2 separate regions of the Homo sapiens genome follow, and region 2 is linked to region 1. A link is a contact called in ENCODE Hi-C or POLR2A ChIA-PET data. All regions are on one chromosome and are shown on one strand. The core of a region is the stretch at or near the end of the contact, and the rest is flanking DNA. Distances in the headings are between cores, read along the strand shown.

Region 1 (4,886 bases), core at 1,171-3,670:
CCCTAAGCTTCAATTTCTCTTATTTATAAATTAGACTCTTTATGTTAGCTATTTTAGGTAACACTGTGATAAGAATTGCACATTGTTCACAAACATATAAATATTCTATCCATGTTTGCCAAATAAAGTACCCCCAAATTACATAATTTTAGAAATACAGTAAAGAAAGCCCTGTCTTCCACTGGAAAGCTACATACAGAGGAAATGTGAAACCTAAAGTTTCAAAGACTGAAGTGACATGAAAATTAAATAAAGGAGGAACTTTTGAATGATCAATAGCTTCAGAGCTGAACCTCTAAAGGACTTCTTTAAGAATCAATACTGATACCATAACATTGATCCAAAAAGATAAGAAACGGCATCCTATCTTTTTATGAAAATGGAAAAGTCATATAAATTTAAAAGAAGCTGTGAGAACCGTGGGAGATTAGACACAGTAAAAGACACAAATCGTATTTGTCCCTCATTAATGTAAAGCAGGGGAATTGCCCTGCAGGTTTCCATGTGAGAATATGTTATGCTTTATGGTGGAAGGAGGGTAAAAAAGTCAAAACAACCAGACTTTACCCCTAGATTTAACTAAGGACTAGCTCGACCACATTCTAGTTGTGGGGCATTTAATTATGAGCTCAAGACTGGTGATCAGTGCTCTTATTATAATACCTACTCCACAAGTGTGTGAAGAATCAAGTGCCTAGCATCCTGTCTTGCGCCTCGGAGGCACTCAATAGACAGGAGTTTAAGTCATTGCTGAGAGGAAGATAAATGAACTTATGACTTCTCTGCAGGTCAAGCAACTCACTATACCGATGGCTTCAACCTTCCCACTGCATCATTTCTTCATGTTTTGCAGATCATGAGAAAATGCTGTCATTAGCCAAGTCAGATTGTCTTCTGAACCTTAGGTCAACAACTCTGCCACAGAAAGCCTGCTATGGGCATAATTGTGAAATTAAAGAGAATTTCTGCAATCTCAGATGGCACTTTCTGTCCTCCTTCTGGTCCCACCCCAGGTGTTCTTAATGAACAATCAGCTGTCGGAAAGCTGCCCTAATTCTGCCCCACAGGAAAGAACAACTTCTTAAAGTGTGGTTCTCAAACTCCATGTGTCAGCATCCCCTCAGACGCCACAGGGACAAGCGAGTGGGCTGTCGAGATTGGAACATCCTGAAAACTGCTCAAAATATTCCACATGAAAAAACAAAGAAGTATTTTACCTGTGCGGGGATAGGATTGCAGACCCACAGGAAGTTTTTCTCCACTCTATTATCACAGAAAGGGATGCTCTGAGAATTCATGAACGATTGGGGTTTCTGTTCTGCATTTTTAAAAAGAGGGAGTTTGAAAGTAAGAGAACATTAATCCGATGGAAATGTGTTAAAAATTGATAAGTAAGACTGGAGCATTTGTATTTTGTGTAAATCTCTATTTGTTTTATGTGTTTAAATACCCACCAACAGAAAAACATTTTTAAATTAAAAGAAACCCCACTATCATTTTAAATTAAATTAAAAGAAGTCCTGCAAGTTTGTGAATTGTTAAGAGCTTTGAAATATAGAATTTGCAGAAACACACATAGCTGTAGGATAAAGAACATGATCCATCAGAGTCCGGGTCAGGAAACTAGAAAGCATATTATAACAGATGGAATGTATTATAAATTAATTATAATCAGTTATAAGGAATTGGCTAAGCTAAATAGAGAAGGTAGAATAAAGGGAAGAAATTGCGGTTCCGTCCCAGGTGTTCCTAATGAGCAATCAGCTGTCTGAAAGCTGCCCTAATCAGAGAAGATGCCCGGCAGAGCCATTGTCAGACTCGGACCAGATCTCTGAGGAGAGGGCACTGCCTGGCTGCTATGGGTAACTTTGCAGAAAAAGTGTAGAAAGAAGGTGGAGACTAGAACCAGACCAATTGCTGCTGCCAAGAGAGGGCGGTTGTTGCTGGCGGATGCCGCTGCCAGGAACAGGGACTTCTCCTTCCCTCCCTCCCTTTCTAGCCTTCCAGCAAGCATCCAGTGCCTCCCTCTCAGAGAAGCCTCACAGGCAGCCAAAACTCTATTTCCTATCATCCCAGCCCCAGTGCCATAAAGCTGAGTAAGGAAAGGTGGGTTTGAAGTAGAGAGACAATAGCTTCATAAACCAGCACACTGTCTTCTTAGGAAACCCTTCAAGTAAACTGAAGTAGATTAAAAAAAAAAATCACAGCAGATGCTTCAGCTGGTAACTGCAGTTTGCAAACAAAGAACCGCACTGCTGTAACCCGAGTGGGGAAGCCTCTGCTTATGCCATAGTGATCTTTGCAACTATCCATGCACACAAATAATTTTCTCATGTATTTACTCACCCAGGAAGTATTTACTGAGTTCCTTCTATTTCTAGGCATTTCCTAGGAAGTGGAGTGGGTATAACAGTGAACAACACAGGCAAATTCCCTGTCCTTGTGGAGGTGATGTTGTAACAGGATAGGCAGACAACAAGCATGCTAAAAATAGCCGGTAGTGCTAAGTGTAAAAAGACTGAAGATATGTGGGAACAAAGGGGTATCCAATCCACTTCCTTTTCCTAATGCAACAAACACATAACATTTTAATAAAAACAACTGATTATGCTAGCTCACATGGGCTAATATTTTACATTAACTTTCTTTCATAAGCCATCATTTCATCTGTCGGTGGTTCATACTAAGCAGCCTGGCTCACATCATATCTCTTAAAACAATAAGACCCAGAACCCTAAGATTCACCACTTCTGGTGAGAGCCAAAGTACATATACATGAGCTCCAGCCCTGCACACTGAGGTGGATGAGCTTCAGGACATTCTCTTTAAGACTGTTCTTGTGTCCCAGACATAGCATGTAGGGGTCTGAAATAATCCTCAAAGAGCTTTAATGATGAACTTTGCAAGAGAAGATATTTGGGAGAAGTAGAAAACCAGAGGACATGTTTCAGAGACTGGTCCTTCTTTTCAAACTTCAGGGGAAAATCACCTACTTGTATCTTAGCGTATAGTTGGTTGCCTGAATGAAATAATTTCAAATGATGGTTATTCTAATTCTGTCATATTTTTTACTTTAGGCAAAATAAATATTACAAATGTCTTGACTCCAATTTGTTTTGCTTCTTCAAGGCACCATAACTACTGAAATATTGAGGATATAAATCAAACCTGTTGTGTACATATTTCTTGTGGTGACCTATGTTAGAAAAATAACTGAGGCTGTAGCATGCATTTACTAATCCTTCATTTAAATGCCATGCAGCAGCTGCAGATTATGTATACTGAAATGATGATCATGCTGTGGATAGAAGCTTTAATTATTTGGGGATGGGGATTTTTTAAAACCACACTTCTCAGTATGTTCCTTCTTATACCTAACATTAAAACATTTTTCACTCCTTTTCTGAAAATCTAATAATACTGGCCACTGTATGTAAATGACCTCTAAAGTGACGCATGCTTTCCCAAGTGTGGCACAATCTCTGGTTTCACATAGCTGGCTTCACTCAGTTCCATCACCTACTTGCCTTTGGAGGCATTTGAGTTTTGCAAACTCTGTACTTAGTGAATAGCTCAGAAGAGATATTAAATATGTTTAATAATCAATAAGGCATGGGCAATAAATAGGTGAGGTCCTAGAAGTCCGATGCAGTGTTAGGCATTAGCCCATTAACTTCTAATTGTGAGAAGAGGCTAAGTTGAAGGGATATGGGGGATGCCTAGGGGGATCATGACAGGAGTTATTAACCCGTCATTTAAATATCAATATCTGAACTACCTATATGGCCGTATCAACTGAATATCAGATCTAGGTGTGTATTCATTAGGTGAAGAAGTCGTGAAACTCCTTCGTGAGTTTAAAATATGAAAGATAATTTTGACATAAGGAAATATATTGAAAAAATCTGAGAGGTGAAGTGAAGAAAGAAGGGATGGTGCCTTCAGATACACAGAACTAGAGGTAGAGGAAAGAGTATGTGTGCGTGTGTGTGTGTGTGTGTGTGTGTGTGTGTGTACCAAAGCCTAAGGAAAGCCTGAAGAGATAACAAATAATATTGTTTCTGAAGGCCTGAGCTTTGAACTTTGAGCTGCTTAAGATGCTACATGTACAAAACAGCTGATTTCTCCTTTAAAATGGATAAGAAAAGCAATGATTCCCTCAACCTGGTTCATAGTCCTGAAGTAGTAATAGAAGAACTAGGACAACAGGTACCTCTATCAGATCCCTTATCCCACTTATCTGTCTCTTTCCACTGGACTAAGAGTTTCTTTCATCTTTGTTTCCCAAAACCTAAGACAGTGCCTGGCAGATAATGTGCCTTCTCTGGCTCCCTTCCAACCTCAGAATGATTCAGGCTTTCTTTGTGCCAGTTTATCTGGCTCAACTGGAAGGTCTTTAAGGGAATGGGCCATGTTTTCATTACTTAACATTGTGCATAGTGCCTGACTCAGAGTAAGGCTTAATATATTTGTTGAATAAATAAGCGAATGAATATCAATCAATGAACTACCTTGGCAAACACTTGTGAGAAAAATCTGTAAGACTAAGAATTTATTTGCTCAAAGTATGCTGCCAATTTATGAAATAATAGGGCAGACATTAGTGATTGGCTACCCAAAAGTCATTCCTGATCCCTTCATTCTTGTGGTCTTCTTGTACAGCACTTAATAAGTGCATATTACATTCCAGAGCAGATGGAGGTCCTCAGTTAGCCCTTGATTTATTGATTGGAAGGAGCAGAAACTGTCTCCAACTTCCTTTGTAAATTCCTACTCTAAAAAGTAGATGTACAATAATTTCCATTACATGAAACCAACATCATAAAGAACATGAAGGAAAGAGCATTTTGTGAGAATCGGAAAACCATATGAGCACTAATGAAATA
Region 2 (4,932 bases), core at 23-2,522, 220 kb before region 1:
CACTGTATGGATGATGCTGGGAATACAGAAGTCACACATGGTACATTCCTGGCTTCTGGGAGCTCACAGATTAATGGAGAGGACTAAGGGGCAGAAATGAGTACAACACAAACACAATGATAAGATCACAGGGTCCTGTGAGATACAGAGGGAGGCATCTAATCCAGATGTATGTGGTGTGGAGGGAGGGGTACATTAGTGATCAGGAAACTCATAAACCATACAATGTTTGAGCTTTCTCAAAGAACCAGCAGGGCAGCTCCTGCTCAGCTAGGCAACTCCTCTTTTTGCCATAGATCTAGCTGTTCCATTCAGCCATTCACTCGTGGCTGCAGTGACCTTCCAGGTCAGTCTGGACTCTGGAAATTGCCTCCATGGTTACCTCCCTTCCCATTGATGACATTCTACAGATCGTTCAGTTTGCCCTAGGCCCCTGTCTGTTCTATATAACACTGGTTTTCTGGAAGCCGTTTGGTATCTTGGTAAGAATACCCAGATTTATAAGGGAAAAACAATAACATAAGTGCCTCCTGCTTCTTTGCTCAGATGTTTCAGTTTTTGGGAGATCATTTAGCCTCTCTGAAGCTCACCTCCTCATCTGTGAAAGGCTAGTAATTATAATACTAGTTCTTACATGAAGAGAGGGTGTAAAAATCAAATCAGATGAGGGATATGAAAGCAGGTCCAGCACAGCTCGCATATTAATTGTCTTTGTTAGGGTCTGAGCATAATGGAGTATGACTCCAATGCAAATCCTATAAATGCTGATCCTGTAAGGAGGACGAGAAGCTTTTGGAACTTTCTCAAATATATGAATAGAATTTCAATTGAATTCCTTGTTTGTTTTTCCTAGCATCTCTCAGTTCCCAATCCAGTCTGGATTTCATTCCAGCCATTTACTAGCCTTGCGTTACCTTCTCCTTCAGTTTCCTCTTGGGTATCATGGAGATAATTAAAGATACTTCAAAGAGATATTGCGAGGATCATTTGAAATAAGGAATAGAAAACACCACGTAGTGATGCTTTCTTAGGCAAGGTTTTGACCGAGGAAAGCCGCCCTTCGGTGGGAGCCTGGAGGCTTGGAAATAACCAGTGAAAAAGGGAAGCCCGTCTTGGGTGCAGCACGTTAAAGACCCAAGCTCGCAAGCCTGGGAGGCAGCGCGGCGGGAGGAGCCTGCCCCTGCCCCCAGTAGGGGGCGCCGAAGCGCCGCACTGCAGCATCCTGGCCGCTGAGCGCAGCGGCCTTGGCCGGGCTCAGCTCGCGTCCTGCCGCAGTCCCTCCGCCGCTAGTCGGAGCGAGCGCGAGTGAGGAGACCCCCGCCGGGCCACTGGCACTTGCTTCTGCGGCGAGTCCCACCCACGACCGCAGCCCAGCAACTCGCAAACGCAACCTGAAGCCTGGGCTGCGCAGTGTGGGAGGGCTTCGCGATCTTGGGGGACCCATTCCGAACTTGCAGAGGACCGTAGCTCTCCTGGCCTGGAGAGTGTGAACAGGTGAGTGTCACGCACGTGTCCAGGCAGCTCTTTCGGGACGACTTCCTGCAGACCCATTCCGAGCCCTGAGCGCGCTCGGCCTCTGAGTCGGTCCTCTTGGTCACCGGGTTCTCCTCCCAGGGCGGCTTTGGGGTTCGCTGCGAGGGAGATGTGAACACCAGCAGCCTATCTTGACAGGGCTCTCCTAGCTGAGAGGGAAAATGCCCTTTTGACTTAAGGCTGCATTTTCTCCCTAGCCTGAAAGCAAGTGACTTGCAGTCCACAATGGATTTGTTTATTCTTGCAAGATACCTGTTGAGTTCAGAGCAACATTAAATAGCCAAGGGGCTTATACAATTATCCTGGTTTGCTGTGGGTACTGCGTAGTGATAAGAAGAGGAAGAATTCCTAGTAATGAGACCAGGAAAACTTGATTTCAGAACCAGAGAAGGGGAGGCCAAAAAAGAAGAGAATCTCATTTCCAGGCCTAGACTAGGGTCTTTGCTTCCCTAAATAGCTACACTTGATTTTGATGAGCGCATGCAAACAGAAGTTCCAAGCATGATTACCTTATAAAGACGCTTGCTTGCCCCACCCCCAAGAGGAAGTAGAAAGCATGAACCTTGATAAATATAGCCTTGAGAATGATTTATTAGGAATGAAAACTTTCTTTAAATAAGTAAGTAAATAAGGTTACAGTTATCTAAATATCATAGGTCTAACAGAGTGTAAGCTCTTCGAAGGGAACTACTTTTATTTGTATGTGCATAGCGTGAAAGTGTGGAATAAATCAATGAATGCATCACTAATAATACAGGATTTTAGCTAGCGTTTTTCCTTTTTCCTTTAATTTATGTTTAGGGAAAAAAAAACCTACACCTTCAAACTAAATAGGTATGATTTTACCTTTAGAGTGATAGCAGCTGAGATGTTTTTGTCCTAATAAGCACCATCCACATAAAAAGTGAATGGCAAATTTCAGCCCTACTCAGAATATTTCAGCAGAACATTAGGACAAATGGATTTTCTTAGATCCACGTATGGAAGCTCTCAGATTATGAATTATTTGGAACATCAGAAACTTGGCAACAGTTTACTTATTACAACAATTTACATATTTATTTTTGTTTTCTATCTTGTCAAATGTAACTTTTCACATTTTCATGTGAGAAATAAAATGTTGAAGAACTCCTGTCAGTTTTGTGTCTTCCTTTAAGTGATTTTTCTAAACATAAAATTAGGTTGACAATAACCAGCTGTATCTTTATTAGGTTATAAATGGAAAAAATAGCCCACACAATTTCTCTTTCTTATGTGAAATTCCTATGCCTCTGGGGCCATTTGGGAGTTACTAAAAAATGTGACTTGTCATTTTTTTAAAATCACATTTGATGGCTACTTTCATGAAACATTAATCAGACAGATAATTACTTGCATTTTATATCCATGTATATGAACAGTTTTGCATGAAACAAAATTATTGTTTATACTAGCTGCAGACACTTGCGTGTTCAATGTTTCAAAGAAATACTTGCCAGCACCTCTTCTCATTTATAATTTAAATAGTTAATATATCTCCACATATTATGTTTCTGTGATGAAGCCCTGAACCTTAAAAACATAGGGCCTTTTCTTAATGAATGCATCTAAAGTGACAAATAAGGAAATCTTTTTATCTTTAGCCAAAAATATGGGACTGGACAAATTGCAGATGTTTAAGCTTCTGGTTTTTGCTAATAATGATTACTTAGACACTTTGTCATTATTGAGGATGAAGTAAACAATAGCTAATGTTAATGTTGATTTTTCCTTCCTTCAGAGGAAGCTCTGGCACTTTGAAAATCAGCAAATACAAAACCTTATTAGGTACAGGATGATAGCTTAAATACCTAAGGAAGAAAACAATTACATGATAATGTCTTTGTAGAAATACTTTTTCAGGCGGATTTTCACTTTTTAATTTCTCTCTCAAGAAGCTCTTTGTAAAAATTTATAGATGGAAAAATCTGGCAGGAACATTTAACACATTTAGATAACATATTTGTGTTTAAAACATCTTTACTGCCTTGAAAATGGAATGAATTATGCAGACTGGTGTGATTAAGATTAACACGGGTAAAAGTGCTGTGCTGTATTTAGGTTTAAGCCATTGATTGCAAATGTTCGGAATGAGGGGGTCTGCAGTCCGTGTAAAAGATGTGAGGCTTAATGTGATTGGCTGTGCTACAGTATAACCATGGTGGGCAGATTAACGATAGTGAAAATCTCAGGGAATTTACACCGGGTCAGTTTGTCAGGTCATATCTCAAAGTGGAATGCAGTGGACACCATGCTTTTAGAGTGATTAAGATGTTGAGGAGGCAATGCACATGATGAAAAAGGGAGTGAAGGTCAAAAAAACATAAACGAGAGTGTACATTCCGGGAAGAACAAGTGGACAGGCTGGGCCTCATGTTCCTAGAAAAAAGAAGCCTAGGATGGAGCAAAGGGTCCTACTAGATGCTAGGATCCTTGAACGGTTCTGAGTGAAAGAAAAAGTTGACTTGTTTTGAGTTATTTCATAGAGAGAAATGAGGACAAATGAGTAGAAGCCGCAGGGAGACAGTTTAGAGCTCAATATTAGAAAGATAGTTCCTCCTAATTGGAGAAATGAAGCAGCTTTCAGAAGTAATGAGCCCACCTTTCATACCTGGAAGTGGTAAGTCAGGCATGGAATATGGAATGATTGTTATGTCCTAAGGAAAGATTCTTGCTAGAAGAATGGCTAGAAGATTTCTTCAGATGACCCCCACTCCAGCCCCCACCACCACCAAAGCTCTTTCCAAATTTACGTTTCCATGATCCTAAGAACCTAGATGTCACTCCTAAAGCACCAAACTAAATAAGATGTGCTTACTTTGTACATAATGTTATTTCCCAAGCTTTAAGACAGCACTATAAACAAATTTACTTGAAGTCATCATAGAAAAGGAATAACTTGGAGCATGGCATTTATCGTTTTTGTACCAGGGCATTGTGTCCAGCAAAATATAGAAATGTAATCTATGTATTATATATTGATTCCTAGAACATGTGTATCTGTATCTGTCACAGGAATTCATCATGTGATCAAGTGTGAATTGAGAAAAAATTTAACTTTGAGATGCAAAATTGAATTGTGTTGCATTGGAGTTGACTAATATGAATGTATGTTATTCAACCCAAAGAGACATGAAGAGGCCCAAAAGTGACTCTCTCCATTGCCCCACTGCATGTGTTTGTACACTGAATGCTTACAGATAGATGGTAAATGTGTGTATTCACTTTTACTTTCAGTTACTATCAAGAATCAATACCTTCATAAGAAAATTTCTTGAGGAAGTACTTTAGAAATGCTATTGTGTGTGATAATGCACGTTTTAGTACCAACCAGATCCAAATCCAAGTCCTGAATCTACCATTTATTAGTTAAATCATTTA

What was found. Hi-C counts contacts between places; a loop is a spot of excess contacts on that map. ChIA-PET counts read pairs that join two places held with the same protein, here RNA polymerase II (POLR2A). Pooled maps may share reads with other maps.
Region 2: a map of IMR-90 shows a loop between it and region 1 (8-fold over the local background). The contact joins the promoter of RERG here to the promoter of LINC01489 in region 1. A Hi-C loop is called at or near these places in 58 of 168 maps with a recorded cell type or tissue (A673, B cell, CD4-positive, alpha-beta T cell and 36 more), 25 of 37 single-sample maps with no recorded cell type and 46 of 50 pooled maps. POLR2A ChIA-PET finds 5 or more read pairs at or near these places in 2 of 52 experiments (CD4-positive, alpha-beta T cell and naive thymus-derived CD8-positive, alpha-beta T cell).

The regions. Positions count from the first base shown.
Region 1 is chr12:14,999,367-15,004,252 of GRCh38, reverse strand. It overlaps LINC01489 (long intergenic non-protein coding RNA 1489), which reads right to left and starts at 2,420. Exons shown (of 4, transcript NR_120466.1): 1 at 2,347-2,420; 2 at 1,218-1,318.
Region 2 is chr12:15,217,757-15,222,688 of GRCh38, reverse strand. RERG (RAS like estrogen regulated growth inhibitor) reads left to right here and starts at 1,272. Exons shown (of 5, transcript NM_032918.3): 1 at 1,272-1,494. LOC124902886 reads right to left here and starts at 2,021. Exons shown (of 1, transcript XM_047429948.1): 1 at 711-2,021. The coding sequence starts at 1,444. The coding sequence ends at 1,127.